Linked DNA regions of Homo sapiens: region 1 is linked to region 2. The links are chromatin loops, found by intact Hi-C in ENCODE. Cell type or tissue: Caco-2. All regions are shown on one strand. Links, peaks and the distances in the headings refer to the core of each region. The heading gives the core; the rest is flanking DNA. Region 1 overlaps AKIRIN2 (akirin 2). Region 2 overlaps LOC101928911 (a long non-coding RNA gene).

Region 1 (5,499 bases), core at 261-5,260, 130 kb after region 2:
GGAGGGCATTTCTGTATTCCAGGACTTCTTGGGGTTTCAGAATGGGTTTGTATGATTTTTTTTTTTTTTGTAGTTTTATTTATTCTATCAGTCTTTTTAACAAATGTTTATTGCTGCATTTTTTTTTTTCCAGTGTATCATTGTTTTACTGCCCTTGTAGTACTGGAATTTAGTTGGAAGAATAAAACATTTACTTCTATTTTGCTTGTTTCTTAATGTACAGATGGGGTTAGTATTTGAATAAAGTTGGTGTTTTAAAACGTAAGCATTTTCCAGGAATCAGTGAAGTTAATTTTCTAAGATTTGAGTGCTGTTTCAAAACACTGAGTTCTGATTCTAAATGCCTTCTTCTGCTGGGCGCGGTGGCTCATGCCTGTAATCCCAGCACTTTGGGAGGCCGAGGCGGGAGGATCACGAGGTCAGGAGATCGAGACTATCCTGGCTAACACAGTGAAACCCCATCTCTACTAAAAAAAAAAAAATATATATATATATATATAAATTCCTTCTTCTGTAACTTACTGCCTGATAGAATGTTACAGGTATTTTAATTGCTATAGAATTACCTCAGATATCAGTAGGATCCAGTTTTTTCTTTTAAGAACTTGATATGCAAAAGCATGATTCAGCAAATTTGACTCCCTTTCCATACATGGTTTCTAGACATAGCTTTCTTATAATGAAGTAAGCAAAAACATGCTTCAGTGAATTCATTTGTTGAATTCTAGTAGCATATTTCCAAAATTTAAGACAATCTTAAATACACATTTATAACTGACCAAGTTAGAAGAAAAAGGAATTTTTTTTTTTTTTTTTTTTTTTGAGATAGAGTTTTGCTCTTGTTGCCCAAGCTGGAGTGCAGTGGCACGATCTCGGCTCACTGCAATCTCTGCCTCCCAGGTTCAAGCGATTCTCCTGCCTCAGCCTCCTGAGTTGCTGGCATTACAGGAATGTGCCACCACACCCGGCTAATTTTTTGTATTTTTAGTAGAGACAGGGTTTCACCATTTTGGCCAGGCTGGTCTCGAACTCCTGACCTCAGGTGATCTGCCCACCTCGGCCTTCCAAAATGCTGGCGTGAGCCACTGCGCCCAGCCAGACCTCTTTTATTTTTAGCTTTGGTAATTACATTTCACCAATTCTCTGTTTAAAACAAGCCTAGAAAGTGGTTTCACAAGGTGCCCAGGCAATTTATATGCCAATTAGTGGTTGAGAAACATTGGTATAGCACAGGGTAGCAATAAGGTGCATGATTCTATGCCCTTCCCCCCTACTTTTTTTTTTTGAGATGGAGTCTTGCTCTGTCACCAGGCTGGAGTGCAGTGCTGCCATCTCGGCTCACTGTAACCTCCGCCTCCCGGGTTCAAGTGATTCTCCTGCCTCAGCCTCCCGAGTAGCTGGGACTACCGGCATGCACCACCACGCCCAGCTAATTTTTGTATTTTTAGTAGAGACGGGGTTTCACCATGTTGGCCAGGATGGTCTCGATCTCTTGACCTCATGATCTGCCTGCCTCAGCCTCCCAAAGTGCTGTGATTACAGGCGTGAGCCACTGCGCCTGGCCAATTCTACCCCCTTTTAATGGTCTAGAACAGAGATTCTCAACTTCAGCACTACTGGCAGTTTGGGCCAGATCATTCTTTGTCGTGGTGGCTATTGCTGTGCATTATAGGATATTTAGCCACATCTCTGGCCTCTACCACTAGAGGCCAGTTAAACCCCCTCCCACAATTGTGATAACCAAAGTGTTTGCAGACATTGCCAAATGTCCCTGAGGGACAAAACAGTTCCCAGCTAAGAACCACTGGTTAGCAGGATAGCCTGTAGTCCCAGCTACTTGGGAGGCTGAAGCACGAGAATCGCTTGAACTCAGGAGGCAGAGGTTGCAGTGAGCTGAGATCATGCCACTGCACTCCAGTCTGGGTGACAGAGTGAGACTCTGTCTCAAAAAAAAAAAAAAAAAAAAAAAATTTTTTTTTTTTGCTCCACAGCCAAATTTCTGCATTATCACTTATGCAAAAGTCCTAGCTTATGGGCTACTCTGACTTTAGATGGGTCCGGTAGTTGATTAGTCCAAATAACCAACCACACATGATTTCAATAGATTATTTTAGCTACCTAGGGATTCTGAATTCCCCAAATCCCTGAAATTGCTTGTAATAAGTATCTACAGAATTGTGTTAATAGTCATCTTATTCTTCCAGTAAAAGGCAGTACTGATACAGTACTGTACTATGATGTGTTTAGTAAATCTTTAACAAGTGCACATAGGTATAAGCGTTTGTACTTTTGGAAAAATAGGCAATCTGAGAAAAATAAATATTGGAGGTTTAAACTACTAAAGCTGTCTTTGGCCTATGGCAAGCACTTGACACGACCCTAAAGAAAATGGTAGAAGGTTCTCAGGCTCTACCTATCCCCAGAGACTGCTTTAGACAATTGGTGGGAGGGGAGAACTTTTGGAATCTGTTTAATATGCTGCCTAGGTGATTTAAGCAGCTAGGGTTGGAAATGACTTGTTTTTGCCCTGTTTGGGTTCTCTTTACTCCTTTCAAACTCTTACAGTAATTGGTATTAAATGAATATTCTACAAAAGCACCCGAATAGTCTATGTCTACTCATGGATACATGGCTCCCACAATTCTCTTGCTCCTGCATTTGCCCCAGGTAAGGAGCACGAGATGCAAACCTATGTCTCAGGCAAAGATACAGCTCCAGCAGTCCTCTCCTCTCTCTACTGCATCTATTTTCTTTCTCTACTAAATCATTTCCAAAAGCATAATAAGCATGTTATTAAAAAATCTTTTGATCCTATATCCCTTGCTAGTGATTATTTTAGTGCTCCCCTTTATAAAAGCAAAACTCAGTTTTCTAAACTTCCTCCAGTTTATTACCCCTTCCTTTTTTTTCACCAACTTGTTTTATTAGGAAAAGAAATTCAAACAGAAAAGTTGACTTTCCCACTTAAAATACTTCCCTAATTTAACATCGAGTCCTTATTTCAGATTTTTCCATGTGTCTCTTTTTTAAATAGCTACCCTCATCCCCCAAACACGATTCAATTAAGATTCCTACTTTCTGGAAATACTAGGCCTGTTGTCTTGTTGAGTTTTTCTTTGTACTGTCATTAATTTTAACTTCTGATATCCCTTTGAACTTTCTGTAAACTGAAAGGTCTAAAGTTTTCGCAAGTTTCGGGTTAAACTTGTTGTGCAAGAGTGCAAGGTGATGCTATGGTCTCCATATTGCATCACAACAGTTACGGCTTTTCCAGGCTGTTAAGTTTGGACACTTGGTTAGGTCATCTGATAGGTGATTAGAGTTCGTCTCCTCTCTGTTACTCTTAGTAAAAGGCAGCAAAGATTTCCACATTGTTAAATCTAATCAGCAGCCAGCATTTGACCTTGAAGCACTCTTCAGTTGGCTTGCAAAATACTACACTTGCTTTGACGTTTCTCCTTTACTGGCTGCTCCTTCTCTGTCTTGCTGTTGGCCCAATCTTCATTTCCCTGCATTTTGCTAAAACATAGGTGTGCCCCCGAGCTTGACCTTGGGCTGCTTGCCTCCTCTCTTAGTACTCATCTTGGTGATCTCATCATAAGGACATCAGATTATATTAACGTCTTCATGTGACATCTTCAGTTAGGTATCTAGTAGACACCTCGAAATTTACGTCTAAAACTTACTTTTGCCTCTGAAATTTTTCCTCTCAGTCATCCTCAATCACTTAATGGCCACTCCATTCTTTGTTTCTAGGCAGAAATGGTCTTGCACTCCTCACATCCTTCATCTGATCTTAGTTCCACCTTAAAATATTAACATCTCTACTGCTATTACCCTAATCCAAGACACTATCATAGCTTGCTTGGATTATTTCTGTGGTTTCCTAACCGGTCTTTGTTTTGCCTCATTTTGTCTCCTCTCACCCATCCTATTCTACTCTCATAGCAACCAGACTGATCCTTTAAAAGTCTAAGTCTTGTTTAGATGGCTTCCTAAGTAAAAGTAAAACTTCACAAAGGTCTGTGGAGCCCTAAATTACCTGCACTCTACCCCACCTCATTCAATTCCTATTGAATTCCTCCTGCTCACTCTACCTTGTCCACATTGGCCACTTTTGCTGTTTTTCCAGCATAGGATTTTTGTTACTGCTAGTGTCTGCCTAGCATGCTCTTCTCCCACAAAACTTCATGGAAAATTTTTTCACCACTTTTGACTTTTTGCACAAACGTCATCTCAATGAAGCCTGCTCTGACCACTCTTTAAAATTGCAGCCTGACATCCTGGTGCTCTGCCCTGCTGCTTTCTTTGTTTTACTTCCTGTGCTAAACGCAGTGAAGGCAGGGTTCTTTGCTCACTGGCATACAGTGCCTGGCACATGGCACATGCTTGGTACTTTTTGAATGTATTTCACCCTACTTCGATTCAGGGTTTTCAGATCAGTATTTCATTAAATGAAAGATTTAGTAAGGCAGAATACTTCCTTTGTAAGATATTTTGGTAGAGGTTTCCTGAATTACAGAATGGACACAGAATTGAACTGGCATTTCATAGGCTGTCTTGAGGGTTTTGTGCTCCATTAATGATTACCACAAAGGAGCTTCATGTTTTAATTTTATAGCTCTTTTGTGTATTCATTGTGAAAATAGGGCAGTTTTCGACTGGGCACGGTGGTTCATGCCTGTAATCCCAGCACTTTGGGAAGCCTAGGTGGGTGGATCGCTTGAGCCCAGGAGTTCAAGACCAGCCTGGCCAACATGGCAAAACCCCATCTCTACTAAAAATACAAAAATTAGCTGGGCGTGGTGGCACACACCTGTGGTCCCAGCTACTTGGGAGGCCGAGGCAGGAGAATGGCTTGAACCCAGGAGGCAGAGGTTGCAGTGAGCCCAAATCGTGTCACTGCACTCTGGGTGACAGAGTGAAATTCTGTCTCGAAAAAGAAAATAGGGCAGTTGCCATCCTGCTACTTTCTTACATAATCTTTAGTGAGGAAAGTCAAAGTGGTTCAGGGCATGACATGCGTTTATGTTGGATAAATTCAACTTAGTGCCCAGCAGAGGAAAAGTAAGGCATGGCTACTTACTCTACTCAGTGAATCTGTGCCTTATATATGAATCTGCTGGTCTGTGTGAGGCCAGTTCCTCTGTACCTTACAGTGTAAAAAGCATCTTGCTGTATGAGTGTTGTTCAAAGTAATAGTTTCTAAACACTGACAATTTTATCTGGTGCTCATATGCATCATTTGAAACTACATTGTACGTAGTGATGGTGTCCTTGTATTGGAAGACCTTCCCTGTTGCCAACTTCCTTACCTTAAATAGATGGAAAAATCATTAAAATCACCTATTCTTTCCCTAGATTTGTACCAACCATTGTTTAAAAAATGAAACACATGGTTGGAGGCAAGACTAGAAGAAGAATGACTAGAATATTGCGAAAAAATATTGAGCTAATTGCTATGAAGGTAAATCATGGAATCTCAGTGACTTAACATGA
Region 2 (5,253 bases), core at 254-5,253:
ACCACAGAGGAAAAGAATTTAGAAACTGAAATCAACTAGGTTAATTGCCTGCTAAAACACAAAATCAATACTCTTTAGAGTAACATAAGAGAATGCAGAGTCTCTATATCATTCACAATATGCACAACATGATCCAAAATTACAAGACATAAGAAAAAATGGGAAAATATGACTCATATACAAGAAAAATGACAATCAATGGAGACTCCTAAGATGATTTATATGTTGGAATTAAGAAACAAAAGTTTTAAAACAGCCATTATAATTACGCTCAAATATATAAAGGAAATATACTCATAACAAATGAGCAGAAAGAAAATCACAACAGAGAAATAGAAAAGAACCAAATGAAAATACTAGAATTACAAAATATAATATCTGCAATTTTAAAAACTCACTGATGGGCTTAACAATGAATTGGAAATGACAAAGGAAAGGGTCAGTAAATGTGAAGATAGATCAAAAGAATTACCCAATCTAAAAACAGAAAAGTCTGGGGGTGGTGGCTCATGCCTGTAATCCCAACACTTTGGGAGGCCGAGGCGGGCAGATCACCTGTGGTCAGGAGTTCAAGACCAGCCTGGCCAACATGGTGAAACCCCGTCTCTGCTAAAAATACAAAATTAGCCGGGCATGGTGGTGAGTGCCTGTAATTCCAGCTACTCTGGAGGCTGAGACAGGAGAATCGCTTGAACCCGGGAGGCGGAGGTTGCAGTCAGCCGAGATTGTGCCACTAGACTCCAGCCTGGGCAACAAGAATGAAACTCTGTCTCAGAAATAAATTAAAAATATAAATAAAAACAGAAAAAAAATTGAAAAAGAGGAGAGCCTCCAGGACTTGTGAGAAAGCAAAGAATAACATGTATAACATACACGTAATTATAGTCCCAGAGGAAGAGAAAAGAGAAGGAATGGGACACAAAAAATTTCTGAAGAAATAATGAGAGGAAGATTACCAAACTTGCTAAAGGACATACATTTAAAGATTCAGTAAACCCCAAGCAGGATAAATACAAAGAAAACTATACCTATGTACATCTTACCCAAACTGTTGAAACCCAAAGACAAAAAAAAAAATCTTGGAAGCATCAGAGTAAAGCACTCATTATATACAGGAAAACAATACAGATGATAGCTGATTTCTCATTAGGAAAAAAAAAAAAAAGAAGCCAGAAGAGAGTAAAAAAAAAATTTTTTTTTTTTTGAGACAGAGTTTCGCTCTTGTCACCCAGCCTGGGGTGCAATGGCTTGATCTCGGCTCACTGCAACCTCCACCTCCCAGGTTCAAGTGATTCTCCTGCCTCAGCCTCCTGAATAGCTGGGATTACAGGCACACACCACCACGCCCAGCTAATTTTGTATTTTTAGTAGAGACAGGATTTCACCGTGTTGGCCAGGCTGGTCTCAAACACCTGACCTCAGGTGATCTGCCCGCCTCTGCCTCCCAAAGTGCTAGAATTACAGGTGTGAGCCACTGTGTCCGGCCAAGAGTAAAATATTTTTAAGGTGCAAAAGGAAAAATGGTAAAACCTAGAGCTAGGATTCTATATCTAGTAAAAATATCCTTCAAGACTGAAGGCAGAATAAAGACGTTTTCTTATAAATGAAAACTAACAATGTTTGCTGTCTGCACCACAAGAAATGCTTAAGAAAGTTTTTCAGGCTAACAGGAAATGATAGCAGATGGAAATTTGGATTTCCCAAAACATTCTTTACAAATGGTAACTAGATGGGTAAATATAAAAAACAATATTTATTATTTTTCTCTAAAATACGTATCACTGTTGAAAGTAAAAATTATAGCATCATAATTGAGGGGTTTAAATCATGTGTATATGGAATATATATAACACCTGTAGTATAAAGGAGGAAGTTGATGGTAAAGCACAGATGGCCAGTGAAAGCGAAACTCCCTGGCAGACTTCATTTTTTATGTATAACTTACATTTAGTAAAGTGCAAAGATCTAAGTGTGCACTTGATGAATTTATGCGCATAACCACCACCGAGATCAAGATTTAAAATATTCTGACTCCCCCAAAACGTTCCCTTGTGTCCCTTCCCATTTGATGCCACTCATCTCGCCTCTATCACCATAGATTAGTGTTACCTGTAGACACCCATTTTCTCCATGTTTCCTTTTCCCACTTCTCAGTCCTCTGTTTTCCCTTGTTGCCTTTAGGGCTGTATTGGCACCTCTGTCAAAGGCTCATTAGAGGGATATGTATATCTATTCCTCAGAGCTACATAGATAAATTAATTTCTAAAACAAATTAATTTCTATTCCTCAGAGCTACATAGATAAATTAATTTCTAAAACAAGAGGCATGGAGCCGAGGAAGACAAAAGGGAGTATGAGTAGAAGAACGGGATTCTTCCCTGAACATGCCCTGCTTACTAGCTACATGGAATGAAAACAAGCACCACTTATGTTTCATCGAAACTCCACTTTCTCCAACAAGCCTGTAAAAGCCATGGAGTCTGCCTGTCATGATCCAGCAGGCAGGACTTCTGGTCCCAACTTTCTCAGATTTTACAGCCTCTGTAAGTGTGCTTCAAAGCTCTTCCCCAGGGCTGTTCCAGCAGCACCGAGTGCCCACAGCAGCCAAAGGCACCCTCACATCAAGTCCCAGAACTTGATAATGATGATGTTGGCCTTGAGTGGAGGGTTGCTGATTAGGAGACAGTAGGTGGGGGAATGCAGCAAGCTCTGAACACAAGTTAATTAATGACCACAGTGTGTGCAGTTAATGCTAACATCAAAAGCCAGCAGCATGAAGGGCTCTTTGATCTCCAGTTCAGTACCCTTTCAAGTTGTCCCCTTTATCTTGCCCAGAAAGTTCTTGCTTCTTTCTGCCTTGATTTTTAGGAAGAATTTTAATAAGAATGACCTCCAGCCCCATCCACATACCCCGTGGCAAGCAGGAAATGGGCTAGAGCAGCATCCTGAATACACAGTTAGATCCCTGCATCTCATTGTTACCAAAAGGCTCCAGTTCCCAGTGACATAAAGTGGAATCACAGCTGTCCTTTTAAAAAAAGCTTGTGCACAGGAAACCTGTATAAGAAGGTTCTCAGCAGCATTCTTGATAGGAGTCAAAAGCTAGAAACAGCTAAAATGTCCAGCAACAATAGAATGAATACATTGCTGGGTGTTCTAACAATGGAATAATATATATCCATGAAAATGGACATGACACAGCTCCATGTGACCACATAGATGTATTTAACAGGCATAATAATGGATGAAAGAAGCCAGGAGTAAAATAATAAATGCTACATAATCTCATTTATATAAATTTAAAAACATGCAAGACTAAATTATAATGTTTCTAGGGTGAATAGTTAGGCAGCAAAAGCATAAAAGAGAAGCAAAGAAACAATTACATTAAAATCAGGGAGGACAAGGGCTTCACTCCTTCAGAAGAAACTAAAAGACTTTCTGTGAAAAAAAATTAATGATACCCAATGTTAGCAAAGATGTAGGAAAAGAGGCATTCTTGTACAATTCTAGTGGGAGGGTGAATTGGTACATCATTTCCATTACTTTTGTAACCTAACTATTCACCTAGAAACACTGTAATTTAGCCTTGAGTGTTTTGAAATTTATATAAATGGGCTCATACAGCAAGTTGGCAATGTGAATTAAATGTCTTATAAAAATGCACGCTGGTTGATCCACGAATTTCCTTTTGATCTCAAGGAAGTTATCAGCTGGGTACTTCAAGATCTATACACAAACCTGTTCATTTCAACATTATTTATAAAAATGGTTTCTAGTAGCACACCCAGATATTTGGATCTTACCAAATACCTTGCAGCAGAGCTATATGGAGATGCAAATATTTTCACCAAATATTATTGAAAACATTTCTCATGTGGTCCATTTTTAATTATAGAAAGCATAAATACATATTTAAATGTGTTGTAGGATATTTCACAAAATGTTAACATGACCCTGGGCAAGGAAAAATCATGGGTGATATATTTTTCATCAATAGTCTGTATTTTATGTATTTTTTCCCAAAAATGGACATGCATTTTAACTGTATAAAAAATTCAAGGCCGGGCACAGTGGCTCATGACTGTAATCCCAGCACTTTGGGAGGCTGAGGGGGGTGGATCACCTGAGGTCAGGACTTCGAGACCAGCCTGGCCAACATGGTGAAACCCCATCTCTACCAAAAATACAAAATTAGCCGGACATGGTGGTGCGTGCCTGTAAACCCAGCTACTCAGGAGGCTGAGGGAGAAGAATCATTTGGACCCAGGAGGTGGAGGTTGCAGTGAGTCGAGATCATGCCATTGCACTCCAGCCTGGGCAAAAAGCGAATCTCCACTTTAAAAAAATAATAATAAATATAAATAAATACATACATACATACACATCTTTAAATGGAAGAAAAAGTAAAATCGGGGCAGAGTGGGGGTGTGACAGGGAAGGGGTGTATGGAGGAGGGATGTGTTCTGGGAGCTAGAGATGCTCTATTCTTGATCAGAATGATAGTCATCAGGGTGTTCCCTTCATTCTGCTGTACATTTATTCTCTAATCTTTTCAGTCACTCTACCATATTTCACAACTTTTAAAAAGGGGAGGGGGTTAAAAAAAGAAAAGTCTGAGAATTTTAACACAAGCTAGGGGAAACTGTAGTTTCAAAGAAAAAAAAAAAAAAGGAAGAAGAAGAAAAGCCTGTTCAGTTGCTGCAATGCCTAATAAAGCTGCAAATACAGCCCAAACCCACAGGCTGTCAGATTCACAAAGTGTGAATGTAATGTAGGCAGGGGAGATGAAGCATTGAGTTATGTTTCTCACTCACACACACACACACACACACACACACACACATGAAAATCTGTCCTTCTGGCCGCCCACCCTTCACCTAATCAGCACCAGTCTAGGCTGCTCAGTGGTGTGTATTCTCACCAAGGTGCTGCCCAGAAGATCCACCTTGCTCAGGGAAGCGTAGTTGGTCCTGTTCCCTTTCACTTTTGCTGGTGCCAGAAATCCTGACAGAAGCAACAGTCTCTATGGTGCCAGAAGAGGAGGCTGTAGCGCTGCCTGGAGACAAACCCTTGCAGAATATATGCTTCCAATTGGAACATGTTGCTTTTAGAGCCTCAGGGCCCTGCAAGGGCAGGATGTGCCGCTCTGATTCCCAGTGTGTGACAGCAGGGGATTCCTCCCAGTTATTCTCAGAGTCAGGCTGTGGTTTGTACTTTCTTTTTTTTTTAGAGACGGAGTCTCGCTCTGTT

Evidence for each region. A loop is a pair of places that touch in the nucleus more often than their neighbours do. Peaks named below come from ENCODE experiments on the same cell type or tissue, not always from the same donor. Only the 100,000 strongest peaks of a DNase experiment are listed, where the experiment ranks them.
Region 1: a loop joins it to region 2, with 4 times the contacts of the local background. A loop is called at or near these places in 4 of 110 quality-filtered maps.

Annotation. Positions count from the first base shown.
Region 1 is chr6:87,669,626-87,675,124 of GRCh38, reverse strand. AKIRIN2 (akirin 2) reads left to right here. Exons shown (of 5, transcript NM_018064.4): 5 at 1-265. It also overlaps a transcript of ORC3 not described here. Among named protein-coding and RNA genes, the nearest start is that of AKIRIN2, 30 kb to the left of the region's middle. RefSeq lists a silencer at 2,367-2,567. In Caco-2, for the core only: no CTCF peak of the experiment used is centred there; a DNase peak (open chromatin) is centred at 3,254.
Region 2 is chr6:87,796,502-87,801,754 of GRCh38, reverse strand. The region is part of intron 2 of LOC101928911 (a long non-coding RNA gene); the gene reads right to left. Among named protein-coding and RNA genes, the nearest start is that of AKIRIN2, 97 kb to the right of the region's middle. RefSeq lists enhancers at 1,822-1,891, 2,530-3,031, 4,829-4,928, 4,883-5,253. In Caco-2, for the core only: no CTCF peak of the experiment used is centred there; DNase peaks (open chromatin) are centred at 2,684 and 5,054.